2 separate regions of the Mus musculus genome follow, and region 1 is linked to region 2. A link is a contact called in ENCODE POLR2A ChIA-PET data. All regions are on one chromosome and are shown on one strand. The core of a region is the stretch at or near the end of the contact, and the rest is flanking DNA. Distances in the headings are between cores, read along the strand shown. Region 1 holds the start of 2400006E01Rik (RIKEN cDNA 2400006E01 gene). Region 2 holds the start of Platr4 (pluripotency associated transcript 4).

Region 1 (3,687 bases), core at 1,060-3,559, 35 kb before region 2:
GACAGAAAAGAAAAAGTTAGGCTTTTTCAAGTACCTTAGAAAAGAGGTCCTGCCATCCTGAGGAGTGACCTTGCCGTCCTAGAATGGCCTTGCCATTCTTCAGTTCTGATGCCCTGAAGGTAGTCCTGCTGTCCTGGGGGTGGTCTTGCCTTCCTAGGGGAGGCTCTACCTTCCTGGGGTGGTTCTGCCTTCCTGGGGGTGGTCGATGATCTCTGCCAAGTCCAGAGATTTTAATCTTTCAGGCTGACCCTTATCCCTTCTTCGTCACAATCCAACCCAAGTGGGTACAGGAAGCTGCCTCTGACCCTCAGTGGAATTTACCTTGGCCTTTCGTGTGCTCCCAAAGCCCCACTTATCACAGCAGTTATCTGAAAGTACAGTGTCTTCTTGTTTATTCAGTGCTCCCACTGGACAATGAGCTCTTTGAGGACTGGGGTGGCATCCTTTTGCCTTTGTCTTGCTTGAGGCCAGCATTGTATGTGACTCCAGCATTTGAAGCTTCAGCCTGCTGAGAAAGTGTTTCCCGGAGATACTGATCAATTAACTCCTCAGAGATGATTTGCTGCTGGGAAGGGCCCCTGAGTATGGAGGTGTTTGCTTCTGCCTGGATGGGCCCTGAGAAAGGACTTCATTTACCCTTTTACCTGAACCTTTCTTCTGCTCTCTGGAGTCCCAGACCCTTCCTTTACTTGGAGCTGCGTTCCTGGAGCTGCGGCCTGTTGCCTTTCTTCTCAGCCCTGGGATTAATTCTGCAGGTTGCTTTCTAAGAGAAGCAACATCAGCTACATATGCTTTGTGCTTTGTGCGTTCCGTTTGTTTCTGAGACAGGATCTCTCTACATAGCTCTGGCAGTCCTGGAACTCACTATGTAGATAAATTAGAGACCCACCCATTTCTGCATTTGACACCACACTAAGCAGATGCCATGTGTTTTTGTACCCTTTCTTTCATTTTTGGATCAAAGACAATAGGTAAAAAGGTGTAGCGGTATTTTGGGTATCCATGCCTAGCATTTAGAGATGGCCAATAATATTGTGCCTTGTACTTTCTTTGACACAGTCCCTAGTCTGTGTATGTCCTAAGACGTCTTCAAATAGAGGGGTGATTAATCGTGATTGTAATGGTTTAGACTTACGTAGGCTACCACTTTCCAGAGAACTGGGGAGGAATTGCACCTGCCCTGGCTGAGGACCAGGACTGAATAGAAAGAACTGAGTGGCATTCATTTCTCCCTGCTTCCGGCTGTGGATGCAATGTGACCAGCTGCGTGCTCTTGCTATGGCGTTTTCCCTACCATGATGCATTGTGTTTTCTCTTCTACCATAAGTCAATGGAACTTCCTTCCTTGAGCTGTTTTTGTCAGAACGACAAGAAGAGCAGTAGATAGAGAAAAGAAGAAGGCCGTGGGCAGTAAGAGGAACATCTACAGGCAAAACTACCCCTCACAGCTATTTACCAACTGACTGTTCCCATGGATGTCCTTGTTCTAGCTTTCCTACAGATAGACTCATGGTCACATGTTGTTCTGTACAGTCCAGAGAGCAATCTATGATAGCCGTGCAATTAGTTTTGAATGAGTGTGCTTATTAAGTATAGCAAGCAAAAGTATAAGAATAAATAACCGTAGATAGATAGCATCATCCAGTTGGAAGCTTGCAATCACTTAGCAGAAGCAGACTGGGGAAGCCCTGAAATTGGTGTGCTAGACTGGGCTGAGCCTCTTTTATGACGTCCCAAGCTGGGGAACTCTTGGGCATGTTTTCAGTATCAGGCATGAATTCCTTCCTGTGGAACAGTCCTCAGATCTAATCAGATGGCAGTTGATAAAACTCCTTAACTTTCCTGCTACTATTGTACCATGTACTTCTGGTGGGAACTGTCCTGATTTGAATGAGAGTATCCCTCATAGCCTCATGGATTTGAACACTTGACCCTCAGTTAGTGGTGCTGTTTTGGGAGATTTAGGAAGTATGGCCTTGTTGGGGGAAGTAGGAAACTTGAGGCATGCTTTCAGAATTTAAAGGCTCATGGAACTTCCTATTTTTTTCATGCTTCATGCTTGGGTCTCAAGCTTCTTGTTGCAGCAACCTGCATGTTGCCATAGCTCTCCACCATGAAAGTAATGAACTCTTATCCCTCTGGAACCATAAGCTCAAATAAACCCTTCCTGCTTTAAGTTGCTTTGGTCTTTTTTTTTTTTTTTATCACAGGAATAGAAAAATGTTGCAGGATTTTCCTGTCCAATCATATTAGGGCAGTGGGAGGCTTGTGATTGGACAGGAGAAGGGAGGCAGAGGGAGGAGTTAAGGAGACAGACAGAGAGAGAGAGAGATCTGAGGAGAAGAGGGAGAACCAAAATGGAGGCTGACGTGGTGTTATCAAAGGTTAGAATAATTGTGTTAAAGCTTTAGCATTATCCGACTCTGAAATTATTGTATTGTCATCTTGTAAATTGTGTTATTATTGATACATAAATCTGATTGGCTAATTAAGCAGTAAGAGTCTTGATTCTACGGGGTAATTAGGTGTTGAAATGGCTAACCAGGGGTGCGCAGGGAGTTGCATGAAAGCTAAAAGAACTCAGGGGACCCCCCCCCCCCCGCCGTCCGAGAGATGGCCTGGTGGAGCCATGTGGCCTAGCAGGGCTGGCGAGTTGGCGGGCAGAGAGACAGAGTGAGTGAGATCACCTGGCGCAGGGGCTCCAGAGAGTTGTGATTGGCAGGAGCGAGGGAGCGGGGCCTGGCCCCGCAGAGAGTTAATTCATTTTTTAATATTTCCCACAACAAAAAAGTAGCTAACGTACCAACCAAAAGCAATGGCGCTAATCTCTATCGCTTTGTGAGCCTCAGGAGCGGTCCTACTAACTCAGAATCCTACCCCTATCACTGAGATGTTCATGTAATGATCTGTGTTGTCTGCACTGGGCACCGAAGCATACTGTGTTCAGACTCCATTTTAAAAAGTTTGTGTGTGTGTGTGTGTGTGTGTGTGTGTGTGTGTGTGTGTGTGTAGATCCCAGCACCGAAGCATACTGTGTTCAGACTCCATTTTAAAAAGTTTGTGTGTGTGTGTGTGTGTGTGTGTGTGTGTGTGTGTGTGTGTGTGTGTGTAGATCCCAGCTGATGCTCTGCAGCTGTAACTGCCCAATACACATGCTGGGAAACAAACCCGGAGCCAACCCTGCAAGAGCAGCAAGTGCTCTTAACCGCTGAGCCATCCGTTGCAGCCCCCAATTTTTTTAAAATTACGTACATATTTAAAAATGTGTACATCATATTTGGTTTGGGGGGAGGAATGTTCATGTGGAGGTCAGAGGGCAACTTTGTAAAGTTAGTTCTCTCGTCACATCTTTGTATGAGCTTTAGGGATCCAACTCAGCTTATTGGATTTTCTTTCTTTTCTTTGTTTTTGTTTTTCCGAGACAGGGTTTCTCTGTGTAGCCCTGGCTGTCCTGGAACTCACTTTGTAGACCAGGCCTTGAACTCAGGCCTTGAACTCAGAAATCCGCCTGCCTCTGACTCCCGAGTGCTGGGATTAAAGGCGTGTGTCATCACGCCCGGCATATGGTACATTTTTTTAATAAGATGCCCAGACTGAGGAAATACCAAGTTGGCACTTTGGACACACCAGGAACTTCATGTAGACCTTTGCCTTTATGCCCAAATGCTTCTTGGGTGTTCTGAGGAT
Region 2 (3,845 bases), core at 882-3,381:
CTACGTTTTTATCTGAAGGCTGCTAGTGGAAGACTGACTCCCAGGCAGCTAGGACAAGGGTATTAAAGCCCATGCCTACAGTGACACACCTACTCCAACAACTCCACGCTTCCCAACAGTGCCACTCCCAGGGCCAAGCATATGCAAACCATTACACTAAGTAATAGATTTTTACTAAACAGCTAGGTTATTTGTAAGTAAAATAAAGCATAAAAACATGTAGAAGAAGAAGAAGAAGAAGAAGAAGAAGAAGAAGAAGAAGAAGGAGGAGGAGGAGGAGGAGGAGGAGGAGGAGGAGGAGGAGGTGGGGGGGGAGGAGAGAGGGAGGGGGAGGGGGAGGGAAGGGGAGAATATGTAAAGAAGACTATATACATAGTCTTTAGTCTTTTGAGGCAGTCTTATATAACCCAGGCTTGCCTTAAACTCACTGTGCACTCAATAGTAACTTTGAACTCCTGATCCTTCAGACTCCACTGCTTAAATGCTCTGATTACCAGCATGAGCCACCGTGCTAGCTTTTTATTTTCATACGGCACCGAGAGAATACTTTTAGTTGGCTATGTTAATAAACATATTCTTTTGCCACATGAGAAAGCTGTACTGTGAAAAGCGCGTACCTGTAAACATCGTCAGATGGCACACGGTCCTACCATCCACTAGCCTGCCGCAGAAGGCTGCTCTGTAACAAACAACTCACAACTTCCACTACTTCGTATTTTACTGTGAAAAACTAAAATCAACACATATAAATAAAAACACTAGAAAAAAATGAAGGTGAAGAGAAATAACGTCACAGAAAAATCATTCAAAGAATGCAGGATTTATTTCTGTTAAAGAGGCAAGAGAATGATTTTTTTCCTAAATTGAAATGGCCAATTGTTCCACAAGAAGAAAGAGAAGTGTAAGACAGGACCTGAATGTGTATTTTCATGGGCTCAAAGAAGGTGACTGAGATTGAATGGATTTATTTATAACGTTTTATTTATTTTATTTTATTTTTCATTTATTTTATTATTATATATTTTCTTTATTTACATTTAAAATGTTATTCCCTTTCCTCATTTCCCCTCTGAAAACCCCCTATTCTATCCCCCCTCACTGCTCACCAACCCACCTACTCCAGCTTCCTTGTCCTGGCATTCCCCTACACTGGGACATGGAGCCTTCACAGGACCAAGGACCTCTCCTCTCATTGATGTCACATAAGGTTTTTTTTTAATCTATCTATCTATCTATCTATCTATCTATCTATCTATCTATCTATCTATCTATCTATCTATCTATCTATCTAATGTTTTTTTCGAGACAGAGTTTCTCTGTGTAGTCCCGGAAATCCGCCTGCCTCTGCCTCCCAAGTGCTGGGATTAAAGGGGTGCGCCACCACCGTCTAGCAAGGTTTTATTTTTAAAGGGAAAAATTTCACCAAACAATGGTGAAAATGCACCACAGAGGCACAGGGCTGTGAACAAAAGCAGAATTTGATTTTCTTTAAGTTGATGGCTTCTTAAGTCTTGCAGTGATAAAATGCTCGGACGGAAGCAACATGGAGGAGACAGGGTTTGTTCTAGCACACAGCTCTGGTGTGGAACTGTGTGGAGAAGCCACAGAGGCGGGAGTTTGCGATAACATTGTATCTGCAGTCAAGAGCGGACTGCACCGAAGGCTTGCTCACATGATTGAGGTCAGATTGCGTTCTCCACTCTTACACTACCCAGAATCCCCTTCCCAAGGACTAGTGCCACTGCAATGGGCAAGTTCCCCACCTCAATAAAGATAACCCTACATCATATTTTACAGGTAAGCATTGATATAAATATTTCAGAAATTACATGATAATCCATAGATAATTAATTTTCTCATTGCTCATTATATATTCACTTTCATACTACCAACCGTAATTTTAGTTTTGGAGTTGTTATGTTAAAATTGTGTGCATAGCTTGACACATGCCTGTTGGGAATTGGTTCTAATGCTTTGAATTAATTCAGTCCCCTAAATCGGGAATCTGCAGGGCCAAACCCTGAAGGTCCTTGTTCTCAATTGGCTTTTGGTCGATCAATATAGAACCAATAGCCAATGGCTGGGCAGGTAGACTGAGGCGGGACTTGGAGGCAAGCCGGGAGAGAGGGAGGAGAAAGAGATCGCCATGATGGGGAAGAAGGAAGAGGAGACCTAAAGGCCAGCTGACATGTGAGAATCAGGGAAAGTGGCCACACGGGCCACTTCCACAGCTGTGTTTGAGGTAGCAGAGATAAAATAGAGATTTTAAAAGATGTTTACTCGGGAGTAACAGAGGGGATTGTTTGCTAGCTGCGGGAAGGATTAGAACTGCCCAGCCTTTGGGCTAGTAAAGGTGTATTAAAAGTAACTGGTGTGTGTGGGGAGGGTGGGGTGAAGCGAGCACATGTGACCATCCGGGAGCAACGTGGTTAGCCAAAGTACCGCTACACATGCCTGTTTGTGGTCCTAGAATTTGGAAAGGGGGAGGGAGCTTGAAAAGTTAGATATCAATGCTCTCTCTCTCTCTCTCTCTCTCTCTCTCTCTCTCTCTCTGTGTGTGTGTGTGTGTGTGTGTGTGTATAGAACCCGTTTTTAATCCCAGCACTCAAGAGGCAGAAGCAGAGGGAGGTGGTCTCTGAATTTGAGGCCAGCCTGGTTTACACAATATATTCCAGGTCAGCCAGAGCTACAAAAATCATCTTGAAAACCCTAAAGAGGTCTGGTGAGATGGCTTAGTGGTTGGGAGCACTGACTGCTCTTCCAGGGGTCCTGAGTTCAATTCCCACCAACCACATGGTGGCTTACTGTAATGGGATCCAGTGCCCTCTTCTGGGGTGTCTGAAGACGGCAACTGTGTACTCACATGCATACAAATACATAAATAAATAAATTGTTTAAAAAGTTGACTATATATAAAAAAAGGGGGGGGGAGAAATCCTAAGGAAAAAAGAAAAAAGAAAAGAAAAATTTGAGGTCAGTTTGAAAACCCTCTTAAAGAAGATTAGGGGAAAAAAAGTAAACAAAGGCTGGGGGTGTAGTTTGGTTGGTACAGTGCTGGCCAGCAGCCAGAATGTCCTGGATTCAGCTAATCTTTTGGTTGCCAAAACCAGGCATGGTGAAAGAGCTCTAGCCAGCAGCCATGGGTGTGGGAGGATCAGAAGTTCAAGGTCATTCGCAGACTTCGTGGAGAGTTTGAGGCTACTCTGGGCTTTAAGAGACCCTGACCCTGTCTCAAAATAAACAAAAGAGAAATATCAAAAAATAAAATATTTCAGAGAAATAACTAAGTTTCTTATAAAAATTAATTCATACATCTTATGCATATGAATATTTTGTATGTACGTCTATTTGTCACATTCTTGCTTGGTGCCCCAGAAGGCCAGAAGAGTTCATCAGATCCTCGGGATCTGGAGTTACAGATGGTTATGAGCCACCATGTGGGTGCTTGGAATTGAACTTGGGCCCTATGGAAGAACAGCCAGTACACTTAATCACTGAGCCATCTCCCCAGACCCCTAAATATCTTATTGCACAAACTCTCATTAAGTCTTTAAGCATGACCATGCTACAAGTTTTGCCTTCCACAGATAGTTACTGTTTTACTCTGATTATCTACTGCAATCTGCTCTGAGCAATACTCCACACACACACACACACACACACAAAAATAATAATAAATAAAATAACTGTCAGTGAGCTGGCAAGGCGGTATATGTCTGCATCGTCAGGACTCAGGAAGCAGTGGCAGGTACATGGCGAGTTTGGAGCTAGCTTGGACTATACACAGAGTTCTAGGCCAGCCTACGCTATAGCTCTAGAATGAACTCCTGCTTTCAAAAGCAGGG

What was found. ChIA-PET counts read pairs that join two places held with the same protein, here RNA polymerase II (POLR2A).
Region 1: POLR2A ChIA-PET joins it to region 2 with 45 read pairs in embryonic stem cell. The contact joins the promoter of 2400006E01Rik here to the promoter of Platr4 in region 2. POLR2A ChIA-PET finds 5 or more read pairs at or near these places in 4 of 5 experiments (Patski and embryonic stem cell).

The regions. Positions count from the first base shown.
Region 1 is chr3:41,527,096-41,530,782 of GRCm38, reverse strand. It overlaps 2400006E01Rik (RIKEN cDNA 2400006E01 gene), which reads left to right and starts at 2,309. Exons shown (of 6, transcript NR_130791.1): 1 at 2,309-2,384.
Region 2 is chr3:41,491,485-41,495,329 of GRCm38, reverse strand. Platr4 (pluripotency associated transcript 4) reads left to right here and starts at 2,131. Exons shown (of 2, transcript NR_040385.1): 1 at 2,131-2,242.